3 separate regions of the Mus musculus genome follow, and all the other regions are linked to region 2. A link is a loop called in an ENCODE intact Hi-C map of the cell type or tissue named here. Cell type or tissue: left cerebral cortex. All regions are shown on one strand.

Evidence for each region. Peaks named below come from ENCODE experiments on the same cell type or tissue, not always from the same donor. Only the 100,000 strongest peaks of a DNase experiment are listed, where the experiment ranks them.
Region 1: it touches region 2 in a loop (2.7-fold over the local background); 19 of 42 quality-filtered maps call a loop at or near these places.
Region 3: it touches region 2 in a loop (2.4-fold over the local background); 21 of 42 quality-filtered maps call a loop at or near these places.

What each region holds. Positions count from the first base shown.
Region 1 is chr15:79,929,067-79,937,066 of GRCm38, forward strand. It overlaps Cbx7 (chromobox 7), which reads right to left and starts at 3,580. Exons shown (of 7, transcript NM_144811.3): 1 at 3,382-3,580; 2 at 1,520-1,563. The coding sequence starts at 3,450. In left cerebral cortex, a CTCF peak has its summit at 3,649; a DNase peak (open chromatin) is centred at 3,671; H3K4me3 peaks cover 1,349 bases; H3K27ac peaks cover 1,055 bases.
Region 2 is chr15:79,826,960-79,834,959 of GRCm38, forward strand. Npcd (neuronal pentraxin chromo domain) reads right to left here and starts at 7,374. Exons shown (of 9, transcript NM_001013362.2): 1 at 7,184-7,374; 2 at 6,956-6,999; 3 at 6,743-6,808; 4 at 6,553-6,619; 5 at 1,729-2,019. The coding sequence starts at 7,252. Cbx6 (chromobox 6) reads right to left here and starts at 7,374. Exons shown (of 5, transcript NM_028763.3): 1 at 7,184-7,374; 2 at 6,956-6,999; 3 at 6,743-6,808; 4 at 6,553-6,619; 5 at 1-2,019. The coding sequence starts at 7,252. The coding sequence ends at 1,021. In left cerebral cortex, CTCF peaks have their summits at 1,538 (motif pointing right), 3,619 (motif pointing right), 4,287 (motif pointing left), 5,270 (motif pointing right) and 1 weaker place; DNase peaks (open chromatin) are centred at 699, 1,494, 1,960, 2,214 and 9 more places; H3K4me3 peaks cover 5,278 bases; H3K27ac peaks cover 5,790 bases.
Region 3 is chr15:79,910,675-79,918,674 of GRCm38, forward strand. Cbx7 (chromobox 7) reads right to left here. Exons shown (of 7, transcript NM_144811.3): 6 at 7,603-7,802; 7 at 5,133-7,376. The coding sequence ends at 7,645. It also overlaps a transcript of Apobec3 not described here. Among named protein-coding and RNA genes, the nearest start is that of Cbx7, 18 kb to the right of the region's middle. In left cerebral cortex, CTCF peaks have their summits at 345 (motif pointing left) and 3,776; DNase peaks (open chromatin) are centred at 826 and 3,799.

The sequences.
Region 1 (8,000 bases), 100 kb after region 2:
TCTCCCAGTGAGGTGGGGCACCCTGGCAGTTTGACCTGCCTCCCACAGGCGCCTTGGGTGCTTGCTGTGGGGGTTGGCAGTTATGGTCCTGTAATGATCTCTCTCTCTCTCTGAGCCTCAGTTTCCCCTTAGAAGGTAGTATTTTTCCTATTTTAGAATAGAATCTTTACTTCCAAAAGGAAAGCAGGGTTTATACCCCACCCCACCCCACCCTGTACTATCAGTCCAAATCCCAGAACAATTGGCTCTAGGAGATGCTTTGGGGGTTCGGTATTTGAAGACTTGCAAACAGAGGCAGAGGCTTTGTCCAAGGGCTTCCAGGTGGCCACAGGACAGCCAGGCCTTAAGTTCTGCAGCAAAGGGGAGAGAAGGTGTCATTCTCAGATGATCTAGTCAAGTGGCTCTGAGCAGACACAAACAGGAGGGCTATCAAGGCACTAGCTCCCATTCTCTTCAGGGAAGCTGTAGACATGATCAGCTGCAGATGAACGAAGATAGCGCAGCTGAGCACCTCTGAGGACACTGACCACTAGTGACCAATGGAGGGGCATTTGGGAATGGAAGATGGGGGAGGGGGTAGACAACATGTGCTGTGCCTGTCAGTCATCAGGTACAGCACCTGGATGCCTGCCTGCAGTCCACCCTGAACCAATACCCAGGTCACCATCCCTCCATGATTATCTCAGGATCCAATCACAAGGTCAGCCCTCCACCTCCACCCCTCCCACACACAGACAGAGGAAGAAAGTCCTGTCCAGAGGTGGTCAGAGCCATCAGGAAAGCAGAGGGGTTGTCCAGGAGGCAGAGCAGATCACTCACAAGCCAATAGAGAGGTTCTATATCTAGCCTGTTCTCACCGGCAGCAACTCTCTGCTGGGAGGTGACTGGTTAGCGAGAGACTCCTGGTTAGGTCTCAGCACCAGAGGCCCACCGGCTGTGCTGTGTATCAAACCTAGCTCTCTAGCCCACAACATTAGGAGAGAATACTGGAAATTCAGAGAAGCCTGGAAATGAGCAGGCTCTGCTCTGCCTCCCCTGGCTGTGTGACCCAAGGAAAGTTGCTCATTGTCTTTGACTCTGTCTCTTCACCTGAAAAGCTCAGAATCAGAGCTACTTAAAAATAAAATAAAATTAAAAAAAAAAAAAAGATAACTTACTTGGTAGGCAAGGGAGCACCATCCAAACCCAAGATGACCCAGGCTCTGCCTTTCCCTACCCTGAATGCAGTGAGGACTGGGGAGCCACTGCCCAAGGTTCCCCTCTCACCTAGCACTGAACCTGCCCCACATGGGGACCTCTTCCCCTTGGCTTGCAGCCATTTCCGAAGCCAAGATGCTAGGGCCTTTGCTTCATGGCCAGCAAGGGAGCAGGATGAGGGGATAAGGAGGCCACCCCTTACCAGGGGGGAATTAAGGCCTAGAAAAGCTGGTGATTGAGGAATGCTTGCTAAAAAAGCAACAGGAGCTAGGGCCAGCCTGGTGAGAGGATGACAGACAGGGGACACACAAAGGACTCTTACTTGGGGGGCCATCCTTTCCACTTCACCAGATATTCAACTTTGCCCTGTGAAAAAAAGAAAGGAGATAGGGTGAGACATACATACTCTACCACCACCTGCGGGACAATAGGACCCTCTGCCACAACACAGTATCACCAACCTGTGAACCTCAAGATTGTCAACCTGGAGTCAATACCCCCCAAAACTCTGGCTACCATGCGACATCCCTACAGGCCTCCTTGCTGCCCCACGGGAGTATTATCTGGTCCCAGACATCCCTGGAATCCTAGAGAAACTGAGACCACATGGGACTGTGCATGTAGAGCCTTGTGCGGTGGCTGAAGGACCACCATGCCAGGACCATGATTCCTCACTTTCAAAAAAAAAAAAAAAAAGCCTCAGGTAGAGGCAGCCCAGCAGGCCCTCCACTTGTTAGAAATTGGAGCCTCAAGGGAAAGGGGTCTCTAAGTGTCTCATCCAGCACCATGCACTGGATGAAATATCAACATGGGAGAGCTTTGAGTTCCTCTTCTCTGATCCACCTTGCCAAAGAGTCCCCCCCAGCACCACGCAGTGGACAGCTCTTTATGAAAAGCCTTTGTCCACCAAAGGCATCCACCTTTCCTTTCTCCTGCATCCTTCGTTCATCCTGCATCCTTGTCCTCTGCCAGAAAGCCAGTTCTGAGAGAGAAAAGGGAGCCTTGAGCTCTAGAGTACACTGCCGCCTCGGTAGAGATTTGGGAGTGCTGAGTTGAGCGAATGAGTCCCCTGTCTGACCCACCTCTCTGTTCCTTGTTAGAGGAGATGATGTCTATACCCGCTTCAGTCTAGTACCGAGAAACAGCAAGGAAAGAAAGCAGCCCTAATCAATAGATCGCCAAGCTCCAAGCCACCTACCTTGGGCCCACCGGAACCCGTGCTGAGGATGCTACAGCAGACACTCTCATGCCTGCACTTAAGCCAAATGGAAAAAAGGTGGCTTCAGGAGCCTCCGAAACAGATGGCAAGGAGAAAAGGAGAGGGGACCCTCCCTTAGATCCAGGACAGGAACTCTTTTCATTGCATATGGCCAGCTCCAAGTTCACTCTGGGAAGAGCCCATCAGCAAGCACGTGCACAAAGATCGCAGACTTGAGGTCTGGACAGGAAACTGCAGGTTGAGGTGTGCGGCCCTAAGCGCGGCAAAACCACCTCCTTAAATCTCAGGGTGTGTGTGTGTGTGTGTGTGTGTGTGTGTGTGTGTGTGTGTGTGTGTGTGTGTGTGTGTAAGTGTAAGGCCTTGGCAGAGGTGGGAGGAGCTTTGAGGATGTCCCAACAACAGTGGCCCAGGCTTCAGGGCAGCAGCACCCGGCTGGAAGGTTGGGGGAGGGGAGGAATGGGAGCGGAGAAGAAAGGTGTGCCCTGGGGGGTTGGGATCGGGAAGGTCAAAGTCCAATAAGAAAACTTCAGAGGCCACAGGAGACTTTCCTAAAGCTCTGCGGCCAACTTCAAAGGACTTGGTACTAAATATCCAGAGAGCCGAGTTCGAGACTCACTTTGACTCTAACGCACTGGCAAGTTGCTTCATCAACTTGAGCTTTAGTCTCCTCGAAAGTGAGCGTAAAGGGAACGAGACGGAATAGAACTCAGGATCTCTAGTCCTATCTTCATCTCCATCCCAGGTGGCCTCGGATGCACCAACATCCGAGGGCAACAACTTTAACTCTACTGGCCCTACATAGTGGTGGGGAAAGTGAGGAACAGGATGTGGAGACCCGCCAGGCAGCCCAGGGTCCCCAGGTCACCCCTGCACCACTTTCTGCTCTGCCCAACCTGGAGTGGGCGGTGCTGAGGAGCGGGAGGCAACCTCGCCCTGTCCCGGGAGCCGCCCCCGAGCAGCCTCACCTTCCGCACGCGCTTCTTCCGGATGCTCTCCACCGCAAACACCTGCTCGCCTATGGCTGACAGCTCCATGCGGGGCGGCGGGCGAGTGGGCCCAGGACCGGACCGGGCTGGGCCGGGGGTGGAGCTGCGGGGCCGCGGCGGCTGCGCGCGATGCTCGGGACGGCGGGGACCCCGTCAGGCTCGTCCGGGCGCGCACGCGCACGCGCGCACACCCCCTAGTGTTCCCTCACGCCGCCGACGTTCCATTTTTGAACCTGCGCAACGTTTTCCCCAGCGCCAGAGAGCGGGTGCGCGCGCGCGTGCCTCTGAAAGCGCCCAGAGGGTCAGCTCCGCCCCCTCGCTGCCGGAGCCACGCCCTACTCCTTAACCCCGCCTGCTGACCAAATTGGGCAGCTGGCAGCAGGTCTGATGCTCCTGGCAGTCTAAGGTCCATCCCATCTCTCAGTTCGGCTTCTGGGCTGGACGTGATCAGTCTTCCCAAGTCCCCCTAAAGACTGAGAAGGTCCGAAATGAAGTGGCCTTAAAGCCGAGATTAGCAAGCAAGTAATCTCAGTATTTAGACAGCTGAGGCAGGAAGATCAGGAGTTCAAGGCCAACCTTAGCTATGTAAGACCCTGTCACAAATAAATACATTGAAACAAGGATTGGAGAGATAGCACTTCTGCTCTTTCAGAGGACCTGGGTTGGTTCCCACCTCCAACATTATGGTTCACAACTGTGGCTCCATGGAATTCCATACTATCCTCTGATGTACTCATACACAGTGTGCACATACGTACACGCAGGCTAACAACCACTCATACACATAAGTATTTATTCAGAAATAAGACAAAACCTTTAAAGTTGGAGGTAGTACTTTATGCCTTTAATCCCAGCACTCGGGAGGTAGAGCCAGGCATATCATTATGAGTTCGAGGCCACTTTGTTCAAAACAGTGAATTTTAGGACAGCCAGTTTCCTTTCCTACAAAGGAGACAAGGTCCGGCCGGGTCCGCGCGGCAGGAGGGACAGACAGCAAAGCTTTCCACCCGGAGTACGTAGTCTAAGCAGGCCTGAACAGGTGCCTCTGAGTCCCCCGCTCCAAGCACGCTTCCACCCATCAACCCAAACCAGTCTTAGTAGGTGATGCGAAAACGCACCGCGAGCGCCCTTCCCTGAGGGACCAGGCTAGGCGCTGCTAACACCTCGTCGCAGGTGGAGACCCACTTTTGCCGTCTGCAGATCCCACAACAGCCTGGACTCCAGTGGTTTTTCCACCTCGCCCTTGGTTTGCTGACCGTTTGCCTCAACTAAATGTGGAAGGAAAAAAGTCCTCACCCCGGAGCCAGCACCAAGCCTTTTCAGTTTTCGGCATTGTTGAGGACAGGTCCGAGTCGTCCCCAACTCCTCCCATTTCCTCCTAATTCCTGCTGTTCTGACCTTCTGGAGGAGACTCAGGGCTTCCCCCTCAACATCACCACCCCCCACAGCCTGGATTCTTAGCAACAATCCCCTCCCCCACGGGGCCCAGTGATCGCAGTGCGCTTTCTACCACCAGACCCGACCGAGTCACTCAGTGCTTAGAAGCATTCTGGGGTTCCCTATTCTTAGAATAAACTCTAAGCACCTATGTCTGGCGAAGAAAAAAAAGAGAAAAAGAATGTTACATTGGCACCTGAGCTTTTTTTTTTTTTTTTTCAAATCAAGTGCAAAGGAAGCCAGAAGGCAGGGGATGACATGTCCCTGTCCCCAGAGAAAATTACCACCATCCGAGAACTATAATATTCCATGGAAACATCTACTAAGAACAAATGTACAATGAAGATATTTACGAATACAGACCCTAGAAATTCCCCTATCCCTAAGGGGAATTCCAACCCAAGAACAAGACAAGCAGGGCTCAGGGAAGTCTGGGGGTGGGGCGGAGGACAGAGGGGTCTGAGGTCTGATGCAATGAGGAAGAGACGATGAAAACGCTGGTGGCAAAAAAAAAAAAAAAGGCAGAAACCGCGTCCCCCCCCCCGACCCCCACCACAAAAAAAGATGGGAAATTAACAAGAGGCAGAGTAACCCCAGCGAGCGGAGTTCAAGTATTCTAATATCCTTACACACACCCCGGAGCAAAATAAAAAAATCCGTTAAGAATACAAGTTGCCAAGGTTAGAAACACCAAGAAAAGCAACCAAGCAAGAAGAGAGAAAAATAAACACATGATTTAAGTTCAAATGTTCTGTGATTCAGTAAACGTAGGGAACTAATACTGGGGCCAATTAAAAAAAAAAATGAAGCTGCATGAAATTGCCCAGCTGATGCAGTTTGCACAAAGTAAATACGAAAGGGGTGTTTGTAAAGGAGGGATAGTAACCGGATGGAGACTGGCGCTGGCGGGGCCATTTAAATATGAGGGAAAAAACGCATCACAAACACAAAGGAAGCCCCTTCTAAATAAAGGGACCGCTTTACCAGGAGAAAGGCTTCGAATTGGCATGCAAAACACCACAGCTGAAGGGGTGGGGGAAGAACACACACACACACACACACACACACACACACACACACACACACACACACACAAAACCACAGGAATCCACAAATTAGAGTCAGAGGTTTACTCCCCGCCCTCAACAGACCAGCAGAAAAATAGTAAGAGACCGTAAGAGACCGGAAATTTTAACGAGATTTGTAACCTTGACTAATGGACTTTTCTACAGCTTCTACAGTTTTCCTTCTTTTCTTCTTTTGGTTTTTAGTGACAAGGTTTCTGTGTAGCCCTGGCTGTACTGGAACTCACTCTGTGGACCAGGCTGGCCTGGAACTCACAGAGTCTGCCGGCCTCTGCCTCCAGAGTGCTGGGATTTTTATTTTATTTCTTTAGAAAGGATTTAACAGTGTTGACAATCCTCTGGGAAAAATAACCAAGAAGAGAGAGAGAGAGAGAGAGAGAGAGAGAGAGAGAGAGAATACAACTAGCTAACACCAAGGATAAAAAAGTGAAGAATCTACAGAGTATTGGAAATCTTGATTATATGAGGAAGCCATTTACAAAAAAAAAAAAAATCATTCCAATGAGGAATAAAGATTAATGGGCCCCCTCCCTGGTGAGCTAAGTGTGGAATGTGACGGTCACTGGCCTCCAGCCTCTGGATTACAGGATTGCCACCAAGCCCAGCTTTTTTTTTTTTTTTTTTTTTTTTTAAATCAAAGTAAATTAGAACCACAAGGGAATGGTTTATTCCCAAGGAAATGGTTCACTCCCTGTGAAGGTACCAAGGGAAAAAAAATGTACCACAAATTTCCTCTCTAGTGCCTGAGCTGCGGGAGGCATCTGCTGGCGATGGACGGCCGGGTGCACACTGGGCCAGCCAGACTATAAGAGTAGGAAAAGCACACACTCAACTCCGGGTCAAGAAAACTGAGTCTCCAGCTTCAGTGGAGGCTTACAATTCCAGTCCAGCTGGTTCAATCTCTTCGGCTAAAGGACCACCCCCTAGGGAGGCGGGCTTACTCTAAACCAAGTCCACCCCAGGGTGCCCTCCTTTACAGACTGTAACCACCCTCTGCAAGGGTCTTAAATCGATCTGATTTTCTGAAATGTGTAACTTTTCCTTTTATTTATTTATTTTTAAAATCTATTTATTTATGTAAATAAGTGCTCTGTTTGCACATGTGCCTGCCTGACAGAAGAGAGCATCAGACAGAATAGGGGCATTAAATTCCATTACAAATGGTTGTGAGCCGCCATATGGTTCCTGGGAATGGAACTCAGGACTTCTGGATAAGTCACTACTGTGGCATCTCTCCAGCCTCTTTATTTATTTATCTTTATCTTTTTCTTTTTTTTTTCTTTTTTTTTTAAAGATTTATTTATTTATTTATTATATGTAAGTACACTGTAGCTGTCTTCAGATGCACCAGAAGAGGGCATCAGATCTCATTACAGATGGTTGTGAGCCACCATGTGGTTGCTGGGATTTGAACTTCGGACCTTCGGAAGAGCAGTCGGGTGCTCTTACCCACTGAGCCATCTCACCAGCCCCCATCTTTATCTTTTTCTAAGCACACTTTTCTTAACCCTCTGGGCGTTTGCTCCAGCCTGTTGGGCTTATGCTAAAGTTTCCCTCCCTGCCAAAGATGTCAGTTGATCACATGACTGCCCTCCAGGACAGCTCCATTTAAGGCCTCTTCCTTTCTCTCCTCCATCCTTGTCTGGACGGCTGCTGTGCTTTAACCTCTTGCTCAGAGTTTTCCCAAAACTCTAACAGAATCGATTGTGTTCTCTCATTTGAGCCTAGTCTTAAATTCTTTTATTAATGAAACTAAGACGGGCTGGAGAGATGGTTCGGTGGTTAAGAGCACTGACTGCTCTTCCAGAGGTCCTGAGTTCAATTCCCAGCAACCACATGGTGGTTCACAACCATCTGTAATGGGATCCGATGCCCTCTTCTGGTGTGTCTGAAAACATCAACAGTGTACTCACACACATTAAATAAATAAATCTTAAACAAACAAACAAAATGAAACTAAGAACCCCAAGAAGAGACTCCACTTTCCCCTGTATCAGTATGGCCTGCATTGGTAACCAGATTCCACAATGACTATGGAGCACTTGAAAAGTGTGTACCCCAAGAGAGACATAAAGA
Region 2 (8,000 bases):
GAGGAGGCTGTAGCTGGGCTCTTCCTCTACCAGTCCCCACAGTACCACATCTGCAGTGAAGATCTGACCTTCAAGATGACCATCCCAAGAAGGGCCTGAGGTGGCTCCACGTCCCCCAGCAACCTGGGATCAGAGTGGCCTGTGGCTTCCACGACAAACCGCACAGACTGGACTGTGCCAGGCCTGGCTAAGGCAAGGGAGGCCACGCCTTCAGCGACCCTGTTCTGAGGAACCGTAAAGGGTGTTGCAGGGAAAACTAAGGCCCTGCACCCAACACACACACACGGATCTACACAAGAAGGAGCCAAGGGGCAAACACACATGCACAGCCAGAAGTTCCTACAGCAGGTTCTTGCAGCACCTTTGGTAGAAAACGGAAGGGGTTTTCAGATACCCAGAGGCTGTGGCAGGGTGCCATGTCTGCCAGCCCCTCCACCTTCAAAAAGGGGGTTTGGGATAGACAGTGTGTGGGGCAAGAGATCTGCATAGGCCTGGTCCACACGTAGGCAAGCAGGGAAGCGGACCTCTGGCCCAGCTGCTGCCACCCTCAATGGTGTCGAGGGAGGGACCCATTTTGGCCTCATCCTTCACTCAGTGCCAGGGTGGTGAGAGCCTGTGCCCACCCTAGGCGGGATCTCCTGGGGGCCCTGCAGATGGCGAGATAGCACCGAGACCAAACACTGCACACAGAGCAAGAAGCAAGCTAGGAGAGGCAGGGTGGGGGGATGTAGATAGGATAGGTGAACCCCATGTTCTGGGGATCCCCCAGAAACCATCTAGTGGGCCCCACCTGCACAGTCAGGGACAGTGCCAGGTACACTAGGGAGCAGATCTTCCTTTCTAAGCCCTACCAAGGCCCTAACCAAGTCCAGGGCTACCAGCCCTATCCCTGGGTCAACACTGAGCCATCTGAGGCAAGCTAAGCACAGGCATACGGGTCTGAGGGCAGGGACGGGGTGGGAGCACAAGTATGACTCCAGGAAGGAGGCCCCCCAAAGCCCCCCTCCTTGAGGAAGCCCCTCACTTACTTGGCCCAGTGCCACCCCCGCCCCCTGTAGCACCTGCCACCCCAGCGGCCACCTTCTCAAAATCCTCCGGGCTGCAGAATTCCTTGATGGTCACGGTCAGGAGGTTGCTGGTGACATCTGTGACAACTACATTGGAGCATGGCGACATCTCGGGGCGCCAGTCCCCAGCCTCAGGCTCGGAGGAGCCAGCACCTGTGGGCTCCAGAGCTGTATGTAGCGCCTGGTCCGCAGCACCAGTGACATCAGGAGGCACCCGCTGGCCGGTGGCAGCCGCCTCAGGAGGGATGGACAGATCGAGCACCTCTGACTCTCGCCAGTTGGGCACAGATCGGCTCAGGGTCTCCGGGAGTAGCTTGGGTGGTGCATCGTCTGGGTCAGAGGACTGCAGTGTGGGTGAGGGGCAGCCGGAAGAGCTGGAGCTGTGTGCGTCAAAGGGGGCAGCAGCTGGGGTGGCCAGGAGCAGCCCAGGCCCCGAGGAGGCCACATCGGCTTTGCCCGCAGTAGAGGGCGCCAGAGGGGCAGGAGGGGGCTTGTAGAGCGCAAATGTGCCAAACTTCATGTGGCGGATCTGGGTACGGAGCATGCTCTCGCTGAACTTCTTGCTCTTCCCAATGACCCGGTTCCGCGAGGGGACTTTCGGGCGGGCCAGTGCCCCGGTGCCCTGCGCAGTGCTGCCACCTCCCGGACCCTTGTCAATCACCTTCAGGTTCAGGATGATGCGGTTCCGCTTGGGCTCCCGGGGCTTCACCTTACGGTTGATGATGCGCACGGTCTCAGAAAAGGGCGAGATGGGTGGGCGTAGGCCAGGGCTACCCCCTTGTGGGTCTGGTCGTGGCAGGGGACGGCGAGACATACGGTGGCAGCGGCGGATGTCTTTCTTGAGCCGGTGCACCGCAGCGCTGGAGTGCAGCTTGGGCGAGGAGGCGCTGGCGCTCGGCTTGACAGAGAAATGCACATCACTGATGCGGAGGGCCTCCGCCTGGGCCCGGGCCTGCGGGCAAAGGGGCGTGTGTGGGACCTCAAGACTTCCCGCGGTCCCTAGACACCCCTGTGCCAGATAGCCCCGAGCTCCATCAGTACACGTTCAGAAAGAGTACCCAGAACAATCAGTGACTTATGACCCTTCAGACAATTAAAGGGAAAGTGCACTGGGGCGTGCAGCTCAGGCTTGCCTGGAATGCGCGGGGCCCTAGTTCCGTCCCGGCTCCAAATAAACCTGACATGGGGGCACACCTGTAAATGGAGGCAGGTGCACCGACCGTAGGTTCAGGGTTATCTTCAGCTACACTGTATGTTTGAGGATAGTATGGGTTACATAATACTCTTCTAAAAAACCAAAGCAAACCAAACAGGAAACCAGTCCAGAGAGGCGGTGGTGTGTAATTTGTCTACAAGGGCTAGGTAATTCTTAAGGTCTTTTTACTACCCCTAAGTCATCGTGTGTGCGCACTGCCCTACCCTTCCCCATGCCCACTACCCCGCCATTCTTGCTGCTTCAGCAATAATGACAGGGACCTTGTGAGGAACCCTTTTCCCTGTTACGGATCCCAGGCAAGCCTGGGACTCTTCCAAGGGCTAATTTTCTTGGTGCCAGAGTAGATTCACCCTGACCTCAGATGACCATGATTTCAAGAAAGGCCCTTGCTCCAGCCACTCTCTGCCCTGACCCTAGGCAAGAGTGCATTCACACCAACGGTTCAAAGGCCTATACTCAGAAGCCAGTGTGAGAATTTAGCCTAGGCCTCGGGTGGGTGGGCACAAGACAATGGAGTGGAGGTAAGTGTGATCTCTGAAAAGCCCCAGGACCCAACAGCAGCTCAGCTGCTAGTGACTTCACAAGAGCCCCACACCAGCTCACCCCTTGCCTGATGACTTAGAACAGAGAGCAGACACGACTTCTCCATAGCCAGCCTTTCCTTCTCTAAGGATGAGGGCCAGCTGCACAGCTCTACTCTGAAGGATGCCTTCCATAAGGTGCTACTTTCTAGAGACACGGGCTACCTAGCAGGAGGTGGTGACTTTATGGAACGCAGAGAGGAAAACAGACCGGACACTGCCAGGATATGGAGAGAATCCCAGCAGTTTCTGAGGCCAGGGTGGGACATGAGGACAGAGACCCATGCAGGCCACATCCCAGTGCTCAGAGGATGCAAAGATAAGAGTGGACAGCTGTGGCTGAGGACCAAATAGGGAAAGACAAGAATCCTGACTCTAATAGCAACCCCAGCCACCATGGGGCAAAGCATGGGGTTCGGTTGTGACACTCTAGTCTAGTTAGGAGAAGTTAGGGGCACCAAGGAGGAGCTTACTCCCATGGATAATTTGTTGGGGTCCCCAGAAAGAATCTGTGTTGGGGGTGGGCGGGACTCTCCATCCACAGTCCCCACACACTGGATGCTTAATGAGTACAAAGAGAAAACCTGTACACCTCCTGACAAACCCAGATCACGACCAGTCAGGGGTCTCCTGGCTTATAGTGAACAGATGTCTTCTTACCAGGGAGCCCCAAACCCTCAAGGGACAAGAAACACATCTGAAGATTACGGGGCTCTGTATCCAGGCTGGAGTGTCCACATTCACTAACTGACACTAGGTGGCAGCACTGAGCCAGACACAGCTAGCTCCCAGGGCTCTGTCCAGTTGAGTTCCACAAGGGGCCCCTTACACCCCTCCCAGGTACATTGATGGGGGAGCTTAAGGGATCTCTTCAAAAACAAGGACCTGCCATCCTCTCACGCTGCATCCTGCCTCCACTTCCTCATCATCAGATCCGGAGCTGGAGTTGCAGGTGTTTGGGAATCTGGTACTCTGACTGAATAGCACTCTTAGCTGCTGAGCCATCTCTCCAGCCCCCACTGACTAGCTAGCTCCTACGGGGGAGGGGGGGAAACAGGTGGTCCTTGGAGTGTCAGGATGTGTGCAAACAGTGGACCCAAGATAACAGTCCAAACCTCATTTCCCTTTCTGCGCCATCTCAGTGAGTCCCTGCCATGGTGTCCTCCTGTGAGCAACATTAGAGCACCTGCTGACCACACATTTGGAGGCAGCCAGTACTTGGTAGGTACCAGGCTTCTGAGAAACCAGCTTTCCCTAAAACATGCTTTCAAATGGCTTATAAGAAACATCTCGGGGCTGTCGAGATGGCTCAGCAGGTAAGAGCACTGACTGCTCTTCCAAAGGTCCTGAGTTCAAATCCCAGCAACTACAAGGTGGCTCACAACCACCCATAATGAGATCTAACGCCCTCTTCTGGTGTGTCTGAAGACAGCTACAGTGTACTTATGTATAATAAAAAATAAATCTTAAAAAAAAAAAAAAGAAAAATCTCTTACTTTACAGTGTCTAAACATACTGCATAAGATACAGTTCTCGGGCTGAACAGAAGGCTCAAGAGTAAGAGTAATGACTGCTCTTCCAGAGAACCCAGGTTCAGTTCCCAGCACCCACATGGCATCTCACAAATACCTGTAACTCCCAATTCTGGGGATCCATTTCTGGCCTCCATGGGCACCAGGCACGAACATGGTATACACATACACACACACACACACACACACACACACACACAGAAGCACTCACGTATTAAACAAACAAACAAACAAACAAAAAGATGTTATTCTCCTTGGGTTGGGAGGTTTTTGACAGGCCCTGGGTCTGCTTAGTGAATTTCGAAATCACTGCAGGCCACATTCACTGCACTAACAGGACAGGAGTGGCTACAGGGTTTGGGGAGGACTGCAGACAGCATTGAGACACTGCTGCTAGCTCTCTGTGGTGGTGGGTACCTTATTAACCTGTTTCTTTTCCATGGTGTGGAATGGGTTCGTGGCAGCCATCTCAAGAAGGCGCCAGGATGTTCAGCACTCCTCCTTGCAGAAAAACCTGTGTATTCTGCTGAACTGCCTCTTACTCACAAAGCAACAGGTCCAGCCTAAGCTACCTCCCTCCGCATCCCTTCACACCAGCTGCTTCCTAAATTCTGGATTAAGGCTCTACAGCAGGCAGCTCCACCCCCTGCCCTAGCATCTCTGAGCCTTGTTTCCTACAGATGTGTGTTCAACTTCCACCTATAAAAGTGGACTAGTACTATCAACTCCACTGGGATGTTGAGACGATTAAAGGAGATGATTCGTGCAGAGGACTCAGCACTGCTGGGTTCCAAAACAAATGGGAAATGACAACTTTTAAGAAAAGGGCATTTTGAGAATCCATACTCAAGATCATTACCGCCTTGACCACTAGAGGGTGCTCCAGGGGCGCCAACAAGCTGTCAACACAGCCCACCAGTCTTCCAGCTGCTCTGCCCACTCCCTCCCCACCATCAAGCATCAGGGTTAAGGTTGCTGAGTTAATCCCCGAAGATGCACCGTGGCTAGAGGCGGGGGAGTAGGGGTACGCGACAATAGGATTCCAGAAACCAAGGGGTTTTTTTTGCCACATTTGCATTTGGTCCAAGGCTAATTCTTTACACCCAGTCTTTTGGCTGGCGGAGGGGGCCAAGACAGCGCAGGGGGCCAAGACAGCGGGGTCTGGTCCACCCTTCCCCCACTGAGCTTGGAGCTCTTTGGACAAATTGGAGATTAAGAGGTTCTGCATCTTGCAGTCTCTTCTCCAAGGAGCTCTTCCCGTGTTGTGCTGGTGCCAAATTTGGTGAGAAGACCTGGGGCATCGTTAGTTCTTTAGGGAAACTACGGAGGCAGACACTGACCGCCTTGCATTAAGTGGCCATCAGGGATCGTCTTGCTCTCCTCTTCCCAGGCTCTGTTCTTCCTCATCAAAAACAAAACAAAACAAAACAAAACAAAAACAAAAACACCCCTAACTCTCCAAGATGGCTTCCCATGAAGTTCTTCGCTCTCTTGCCAAACAGGCTATGTTCACCATGCCCCACCCCATCTTCATTGGAACCTCCAGAAATATCAGGATTAGGGGTAGACAGGCTCAGGACCCGAAAGCTGGTAGTCCAGTGTGAATGATCAAATTCAGGTTGAAGTAATTTAAGGTCAAATTCAAGCCGGGCCCCCAAGTGCTATGGGAGAAGGTACAGAATACACTCCAAAGGAGGTGGGCAGTTATAGGGCATGGGAGGCCAGTGTTTTGCCAGGAGGTAAGCCTATCTATACTCAACAGCTCCAAGACTCTAAATCACAAAACAGGCCAGTGTGTTCAAGGCTGGAGGAGATGAAGGGTCTCACTAGCGAAAAGAACTTCCCAGTCACCTCCTCCCCTGAGTATGCCCCACCTGCTTCACTCACCCGCTTCCTGGAGCACAGTCGATCCCCCACCCCCAGTTCCTGGTTTCATCCCTGATTACCCCACTCCCAGGCCCCTCTGGCTGGGCTGGCTACGGCCCGCTGCCAGGGACTTGTCAGGGACTCACAACCACCCCCTGCCCAGCTGGGGCCCCTCTGGAAAAGCCTGCCCGCCTAGGCAGCGGCGGATCTGTCCCTCCCTTGCAGGCCGGCCCTGTGCTGCGCCCTGGCTGGGGGCCCGAGCGGGGGCTGCTGGGGCTGGGCCAGGTTACCTTTAGGAGGAAAGTTTTGGGTTTAGGTCCCCTCTTCTTGGGCCCATACAGCTCACGTTCCCTTTCCCTGTAGTCAAGAAACGCCAAAGATGAAAAAGGGTCCCTTCCTGGGCCCCACTCCCCGACCCTGCCCGCCTTTCCCGCTTCCCTGCGCGGCGCCCCACCGCGCCTGCCAGCTTCTCCAACTCACTTCTGCTCGAAGGCTGCGATGAGCCTCGAATCCAGAATGTTCTCCTCTGGCTCCCAAGTGCTGTACCTGCCGAGTCACGCGTACAGAAGAGCAAAATGAAAACCCAAGGGGCAGGGGCACACCGCGAGGGCTCAAGCACGCACCCCCTATCCAAGGCCCAGGTGTCTTCTTGCCGCCTCCCCAGTCCCCATGCCAACGACCCACGACACTCACTTGATCGCCCACCCTTTCCATTTCACCAGGTACTCGATGCGTCCCTGAAAAACAGAAAGGAAAAAAAAAAAAATAGGGGGTGGGGGTGGGGAAGATGCAGGGACGCGAGGAGGCGGCGGCGCGGGGGTGGCTGAGGGAACCCGGCTAGCCGGACCACTGCACCCCGAGGGCCCCGCGGGCTCCGACACCACCGCGGGGAACACAGGGCTGTCCCGGCCGAGGGCTCACCTTGCGGATCCGGCGTTTAATGATGGATTCGGCCGCGAAGACCCGCTCGCCTACTGCAGACAGCTCCATCTTGCTCAGCGGCACCCACAGCCCATAATACTCCCTGCTCCCGCGGCCGGTGCTGCACCGCTCGCGCACGCGCCCCAGCGCTCAGGCCCCCGGCGGGCGGGCGCTCGGCGGGGCGCGCGCTCGCGTTCCAGCTGCGGGCCGTCACGTGATGCTCCGGGCCTGAGCGCCGTTGCCAGGGCCTCCCCCTCCCCCGGGGCGGTTGCTAGGGAAAATGAGCGCTCGCGGGGCGGGGGCGCGCGAAGGCTCTTAAAGGGGCCTGTCCTCTCCCCCGCAGTCCTGGCGGGAGACCGATGGATGCTTGGCTGCTGCCAAGCCGAGTGAGGTGCAGTGCAATCCTACATTGTCCCACTTCATCCTGCAGGCCCAGGATCCCTGCCACCTCCTACCCTCCTTGTAACTCCTCATGCCAGAATTGCCAGGCCCTCGACAGAGAGATGCGATAGGCCCAGGAGTCTCTAGGCGCTGTGCATCCTCCTGCAGACGTTTGCAAACAGTTAAATATGATACAGCAGAAATGCATTCACTGCAGCTTTGCCAGGCCTTGTGGGGATTTCTTTAACACATCACCCCATCCATTATTTATGTATTCGTGGGAGTGTGGTTTTGTAACCGGTTCAGATAAGTTAAAACAAAAACGCCACAGCAGGAAGGGGGCGGCGGGGGGGGGGGGGTGACTGCAGAGGTGACCCAGGCCTGCGACCATGGTCTCAACACCTACAAGTAGACCTTGGCGAGTGTGTTTATAAAC
Region 3 (8,000 bases), 84 kb after region 2:
ACTTCAAAGCCAGGAGGGACCCCAGTACTAGTGTTCAGGGTTAGGAAAAATAGAAAGAAAAAGTCTCCTTCAGACCAGGTATGGTGGGCTGTCCTGGAACTCACTCTGTAGACCAGGCTGCCCTTGAGCTCAGAAATCCACCTGCCTCTACCTCCTAAGTGCTGGGATTAAAGGTGTGCACCACCACTGCCAGGCCTGAAGGACACTTTTTTAAAAAAATTTTCCCCCAGGGGCTAGAGAGATGGCTCAGTGGTTAGGAGCACTGTCTGCTCTTCCAGAGGTTCTGAGTTCAATTCCTAGCAACCACATGATGGCTCACAACCATCTGTAATGGGATCTGATGCCCTCTTCTGGCATGAAGGTGTACGTGCAGAGAGCATATATTTATAATCTTTTTTTTTTTTTTTTAATGTTCTTTCCTCCCAAGTCAAGGTCTCATGCATCTTAGACTAGCTTCAAACTCACTGTGCATTAAAGATGACCATGTACTCCAGATCTTCTGGTGCCTGGGATCACAGGTGGGTACCACTAGGTCATTTTCTGTGATGCTGGGGGCTAAACCCAGGGCTCTGCATGCTAGGCAAGTACTCTACCAACTGAGTAAGACATTTTTTTCAATCCTCAAAATCCCAGGCAGAACCCGAACCAAGCCCACCATCAGCGGTCGGGTGTTTGCCTAACTGGCAGGAAGCCAGGCAGCACCAACAATCCAGGGTCCTCGGTCAGCTTTGCGTGCTGTCAGCAAAGGCTGTGAGAGCGGAGCCTTTTCCCATTCAATTGGTTGCTTTGGAAAACACAGTGTTCACACATTGTTGCTTTCTTAGTGGTTTTCTGGGGTATGATTCGGCACTGGGGAGGTAGATGGGTGGGTGGCAGCTTGAGCGCACAGCTTTCTGCAGGCGGGGAGCTCTGGCTCCAACAGTGTAGATTCCTAGAGGTCTGAAAGCCGGAGGTGGGGGGTGGGAGATGGGGGCCAGAGCAAGTCTTGGTGTTCTATCACTGTGATAAACACCATGACCAAAAGCCACTTGGGAGACTTATTTGGTTTATACATCCCAATCACAATCCATCAAAGAAGGGAAACCAAGGCAGGAGCTAAAAGCAGGGGCCATGGAAGACTGCTACTTAGTGGTTTGCTCCCCGTGGCCTGCCCACTCTGTCTTCTTTCTTTCTTTCTTTCTTTCTTTCTTTCTTTCTTTCTTTCTTTCTTTCTTTCTTTCTTTTCTTTCTTTCTTTCTTTCTTTTCTTTCTTCCTTCCTTCCTTCCTTCCTTCCTTCCCTCCCTCCTGTCTTTCTTTCTTTCTTTCTTTCTTTCTTTCTTTCTTTCTTTCTTTCTTTCTTTCTTTCTTTCTCTCTTTCTTTCTCCCTTTCTTTCTCTCTCTCTCTCTCTCTCTCTCTCTCTCTCTCTCTCTCTCTCTCTCTTTCTTTCAGATTTATTTTATGTATGAGTTCACTGTCGCTGTCTTCAGACACACCACAAAAGAAGGCATCAGATCCCATTGCAGATGGTTGTGAGCCACCATGTGGTTGCTAGGGATTGAACTCAGGACCTCTCTGGAAGAGCAGTCGGTGCTCTTTAACCACTGAGCCATCTCTCCAGCCCTCACTCTGCTTTCTTATTCACCCCAGAAACACCCACCCAGTGGAGGCACCGCACGCAGCGGGTAGGGCCCTCTCATGTCAGTCATTAATGAAGAAAATGCTTCTTAGTCCATAGGCATACCCACAGGGCCATTCTGATGGGGACATGCGTGCATGTCCTCAGTTGAAGACCCCTCCTTCTAAATGATCGTAGCTTGTGTCAAGTTGACAACCAATCAGCACAGTGGACCACAGTCTTCACCAGTCTGACTGCTCCTAGAAGGAGCAACTGCATCATGCACGAGGAGAATGTCTCCCAGAGGGATACAGGCCCCACAAGCTGACACTCCCCCTCTCCCGCCCCTGCTATCAGCTCAGACTGCACATGGAATAGACTCCCTCCCAAAGATGTAGTACCTGGAGTGTGCCTAAAGGACATGGGAACATGGCCAGCTCAGCAGGCACCTGTGGGACAGAGGTCACAGGCAGGCCGGGACATTTGGTACCAGTCCCACCACAGTGATGTGGAGGCCATAGAAGCTGTATGTGAAGACAGCCTCCCCCCTCCCCAACCCCATCCACTCAGAACCCGTGGGGGCTGATGGTAACGTGCGGGAAAACACTTTAGGACAGCTTGGGTCTCTGAGGTGGTGGAAGCTTGGAGTGGATTTAATGTGAACAATTCCCTGATCCTCTTAATTTCGTCCTCTTTTTCATTGTTGTCTTATCTTTTTTTTTTTTTTTTTTTTTTTTTGTTAAAAAGTCTCACATAACCGAGGTAATTCTCAAAGTCCCTGCATAGCTTGGGCCAGGAGGTGATGGCACACACTTTTGATACCAGCACTCGGGAGGCAGAGGCAGGTGGATCTCTGACTGGGGGGCCAGTCCAGTCTACAGAGCACATCCCAGGGTTCCAGGACATGAGCCAAGGGTGACTTTGAGCTCCTGTGTTCTGCGTCCACGTTTGCAGTTATAGTAAGCAAGGGTGGCCATTGTGCCTGGCTTTTTGTTTGGCTTTTGAGACAGGGTTTCCCCTATTGTGATCCTGACTGGATGCTATTCTCTAATGTACATCAGGTTAGCTTCAAACGTATATACATCTGCTTGCCTCTACTTCCAGATTGCTGGAAAATACTTTGTTTTTTTTCAAAACAGGGTTTCTCTGTATAGCCCTGGCTGTCCTGGAACTCACTCTGTAGACCAGGCTGGCCTCGAACTCAGAAATCGCCTGCCTCTGCCTCCCGAGTGCTGGGATTAAAGGCATGCGCGCCACCACGCCCGACTGGAAAATACTTTTAAAGACAGGTAGGACCATGCTTGACTCAAGTCCAGGTTTCTAATAATTTATTCTTAAAACAGGGTCTCAAGATATAGACCAGGTTGGCCTCAAATTTCTGATCCTTCTTCTGCTTTGGCCTCCCCAGCAGTAAGGTCGTGAGTACACTGTTGATGTCCTCAGACACACCAGAAGAGTGCATCGGATCCCATTACAGATGGTTGTGAGCCACCATGTGGTTGCTGGGACTTGAACTCAGGACCTCTGGAAGAGCACTCAGTGTTTATAACCACTGAGCCATCTCTCCTGCAGCCCTTTAAGGTTGTGCTCTAAAGGACCACAGAGGACTCCCAGGAAATATGAGGGAGAGGGGGTTCATTGTGCCTCCATCACAGTGGGTGATGCCAGCCTCAGTCCTCACCAAAGCATCTGCCCAATGGCACAGCCGCTGGGGCAAGGCAGGGAGACGGGCAGGGGAGGCTAAGTGAGACTTCTTCATAGACAGCCCCTCCCAAAGCTGCCTCAAAGCCACTCATCTGTCAGAGGTGAGAACTGGGGGTGGGACCCAAATGGTGCTGAGCCTCAGGGAGGTTGCTTGATAGTGTAGAAGGTGGTTGGTCACCTTGGGACACCCGGCCCTTCAGAGCCATGGTTCTCAACCTGTGGGTCGCGACCCCCAGGCAAGCCATAGATCAGGTGTTTACATTCCAGTTCATAACAGAAGCACGATTACAGTTATGAGGTAATGACAAAATAATTTTATGATTAGATGGGGTCAATACAACATGAGGAACTGAAAGGGTTGCAGCATTAGGAAGGTTGAGGACCACAACTTTACAGTGATTCATATGTGCTTGTTCCAACACCTACTCAGACTTGGGTACATATTACCTGGGTCCTTGCTGCCATCTATGGGCAACAAGACACTGGGCTTACCCCATAAGCATTTCCCTTGCAGCAACTTCCAGTCAGCAAAGATCTCTTAGTGAGGGGGGATGCAGCTGTGTGGGCCTGGTCCGCAGACTCAACGCCCCACCCCGTGCAATACTATCCAGGGCAGCTGGTCTGTGGGGACAATGTGCTACAAAGCCTGTGTGTGTGTGTATGTGTGTGTGTGTGTGTGTGTGTGTGCAGATGGCATCTCTGTAAGATCTAGAACAGGTGCCCAGTGAATGCTGAATGCTGCCAGTCAGGAAATGGCAAGGGCTGGAGGCTAGATAGGGCCTTCATGCAGATGTAGACTCTGCTCCTTAGAACAGAGACATCCTTGCTGCCAGGCGAGCAGTGCAGGGGGCGCCTCAAAACCCTGCCGCTGAAGCTGGGTACTTGCCTCCCACAACCAGTGGGCCAATGGAAGAAACAACGCTAACATAGTATCTCATCGCTGCAAGGCTGCTACTGACCCCGAGGTTTACTGCCTCCAATCCAGGAGAGAGGAGCTTGCCAGAAGCTGGAGCTGAGTAGCCTCGCCATTCCTATTCCCGGTGGAGACTAAGACAGACAGTATCAGAGGCATGGCCTGGTAAGATAAAAGGGCTCTGGACCCCTCTGATGAATGCACTGACCTGTGGAAATGCCAGCTGTGGGGACTGAAGGAGAGAGATGAATACTGTCCACTGCAACCTTGGGGCCAGCACCAGCTCCGAGGACCAATGGCCATCCTACCAAGAAGCTTGTCTCCTTTGTTATTGTCATGGGCCACCTCTTTGCAGAGTCTTGGAGATTGTGGGCCCTCTGTGGAGTTGAGCTCAGTAGAGCAGTGGACACCATACCTCCAGAGGCTCTCCTGACATCACCTCTCATCTTGGCTGTGGACGGACATACCCAAGGTTCCTCTGCAGGTGTCAAGTCCTGCCTGTACAGCCGCGCAGGGCAGGCCATCGAGAGAACTAAGCAGTGCATGCTTTCTGCACTGCCTGTGTCGAGCTTGTCAGGTGTGCAGAGTCCATGTAAGTGCGCGTCAGCCTCATGACTGACCTGGTTCTCCAGCCTGAGACTGAACACTCAAGCTGCTGACACCCAGTCTTCTAGAACCAGCTACTCTTAGAAGATATAGAGGAACCGCAAGGTTCACGGCCACAGGCCCAGCCCTGACACGCTAGGCTCATTTCTCTCCTCAGCTGATTTTAATTGGGTTCAGAAGACTGGATGTCTATAGTCCCATACCATGGACTATAGTTGGGAGGCACGGAGTCCTGGGCTACGGTTTGAGGGTAAGGGTGGGGTATCACACAGTTATCACACCATCAAAACAAACAACCAGACACACAGAAGTCTCTAAAGACATTTTAATGTATTTTTTAATAATTTTTGCCTCATCTATCAGATAAATCATCTAAATAAATAGATGCTATACAGTCTTTTACCAATATCAGTACAAAAATAAAACTGCAGCCTACACCTGCTTACTCTTCCCATCGCACTCCCCCCGGGGGAAGGCCTATGCCCAATTCCTCCCAATACATTCAGGTCGTCTGAACAAAGCTCGTAGCTCATTCTGTGTGCAAAGGAAGCGGTCTTGCGCAAAGACCTGGTGGCCAGGTCTGGCCCGCCATTTATAAAGCAAAATCGATACCACCTCGCTGACACCGAGCTACTTCCTCGGTAGGCAGGAGGTGGAAGGAACTTGGCAATAAGATCACCATCTTACCAGATGAGAACCACGTGGGCCAAATGGGCTCAACTGTGGCACTGCACAAGTGTCCACACCAGAGGTTGAGGCACATCTTCACCCCAACCCAGGGAGGGGGAAGTTCAACCCAACCTCTACATTCAAATATGCAGGGGGAGGGGTTAAGAGATAGGCAGGTGGTCGCCACTGCTGGCTCATGGAGTACTGGCCCTGTATGGGGTTAGTGTATGTGGGTGGAGAGGGGGCGTGTTACTGTCCACTTGGGTAGCTTCAGGCTAGGAGAAGCCTGTGTATAGCCACTCGAAGCCTTCTGCCATTCTCCCTAGGCGGCCAGTTTCCAGCAGTTCAGAGCTACATGGCTACCCTGAGGGATATCCAGCCTAGTCCACAATCTCCAGGGACTGGTGGGTTTCATAAAGGGCCCCGTGAGATAAAAGGTCACCGCCTACTGCAAAAGACAGAAGGCAGCTGCTTGGAAAGCCCCCCCTGGGGTCTCATGATCAAAATTCAAATTGTACAGGCATTTAGTCCCATGCCCCTAGGGATGGGAAGCATGACACCGAAGGGATTCTGTCCCCCAATATGGTGGGCCATCAAACCCAGCAGCAAAGAAAAGCTCCAGCCACCCTCACCTCTCTGGGAGCTGGGGCTTCAAGAACACCAAGGTCTCCCCACCTCCAGGTTCCTGTAGCCTACTGGCTGAGGTTCCTGTCTCTCCTCTCTCTGGCCCACCCAGACATCCTCTAGATTCAGGTCACCCACAGATGACGGCCACCAACGGAAGCACTGAGTTAACCCTGGACCATTAAGACTAAAGGAGGGGGAGACCAGGGACTAGAGAAGGAAGAGGATAGAGTCGCAGACAGACACGGGGCAGGGTAGTGTTTAGAAGTCATCCTGCCCTTGTTCATACTGACTCTGCTGGCCTCCTAAAGACACAGCAGAATTGGTAGCTGCTAGGACCCAGCCATATAGGTTCGTATGGTAGCAGCGGGTGTGTGAGCAATGTGCTCTCGACAAGGGAGGGAGCCGTCCTCAGGTAGGAAGCTGTCAGCCTATAGGGCACCTGTGCAAACCAGCAAACCGCACCCCCCCCCTTGCCAAATCAGGACCACACACTTGTGTGCAACCTGATTCATGTTCAACCCCCACAAGGTGGGAGGGGTCATCCATCCTTAGCCATGCCATTCAGGTTGGGTGGGGAGGGGGACAAAGAAGACAAGGACTGCCCTGAGAAAGTGGTGGGACACTCCCTCCCTGACTGCCCACATACCACTGGCACCCATGGGTGCCCAGATCGGCTGATTGGCAGGAGAGGGCAGAGAAATTGGGGGGCGGGGCTGGAAAGTCACCTGAGTCAGAAAGAATGTGAACTCCTGTGGGAGGAAGGGTGGGCCAGGTGGCTGTGAGCCTGTGTGGAAGCATCTGCACCTTGCACACCAAAGCCTGGTCCAATTGGCGGCTCGGAGATGACAGCCGACAGATCCTGTCACATGACCTACGTGCAAGGCGGAGCAAGGGTGCCGCGGCAAGTTCTGTTTGTGCTGTGAATGGTGTCATGTTCAACTGGTCAGTTTTCTAAAGGTGTGCATGTTGGGGTGTCCGGATGTGTTCATGGGCATCTCTACACAGGCCAATGGCAGGGAGACAGCACACTCGGAGGAGGCTTGGTGGGCAGCCTCTTCCCTGGTCCAGCCCGTGCCGGTTGTCCTGATCCTGTCCCCGGTGGCCAAGGCCGGCCTCTGTGTCCCACCACAAGGCTGGAGTGGAAAGTTCATAGTAAAGACCCACGGCAAGGGACAGGGAAGGGACACCACCAGAAAGCTGGGGTGACTGCCTGAGGCAAGGTCTGGACCTCCTGGGCTCCTCCGGCTCCACGGATCAGCCTCTGAAAGATAATGACAGAGGCGTACTGGGCAGGGTAGCCTGTCCCCATCTGCCCAGGAGATGAGACCCAGACAACACTGGCCTTCCCCCCCTGTTTCTGAGGCCTCTTTGTAAACAACCGTCGGGGAGCAAGGGCGGGTGCTGGGGTCTTCCCCGTGCTTCTACTTTTTTAAAAAATAAAAATATTTACCCTGCTCCCAGCCCCTCCTGTCTCTGGAAATCCTCACCCAAGCCCCAAGAAGCACAGTTTTAAGAGGGGAAGCCGCTATTCACAGCTTCTCGTTGCGGTCTCGGAAGAAGCCCTCGGCGGCTTGAGCCTCGCGGAAGGTGACGGTGACGGAGTTGGCGGTGATGTCAGTCACGGTAACTTCACTTGAGGGGAGCGTGGGTGTCCAGGGAGGCGGCCCATTGGTCAGGTCTGCTTCTGCTGCAGCCATGGAACAAAGACACGGGTGAGGTACAGGCACCACTCGGCACCGAGTGGGCAGTCAGAAGTCGTGAATGGTAGCACGCTGCCCATCCCCCCACACGCTTGAAGCAGGATGCTTTAGGAGGGCGCATGTGCACCTGCCTAGCTAGCTATAGCAGAATGGGCAGGGGCCAGGTCCAGTCAGTCCTGCCTGCT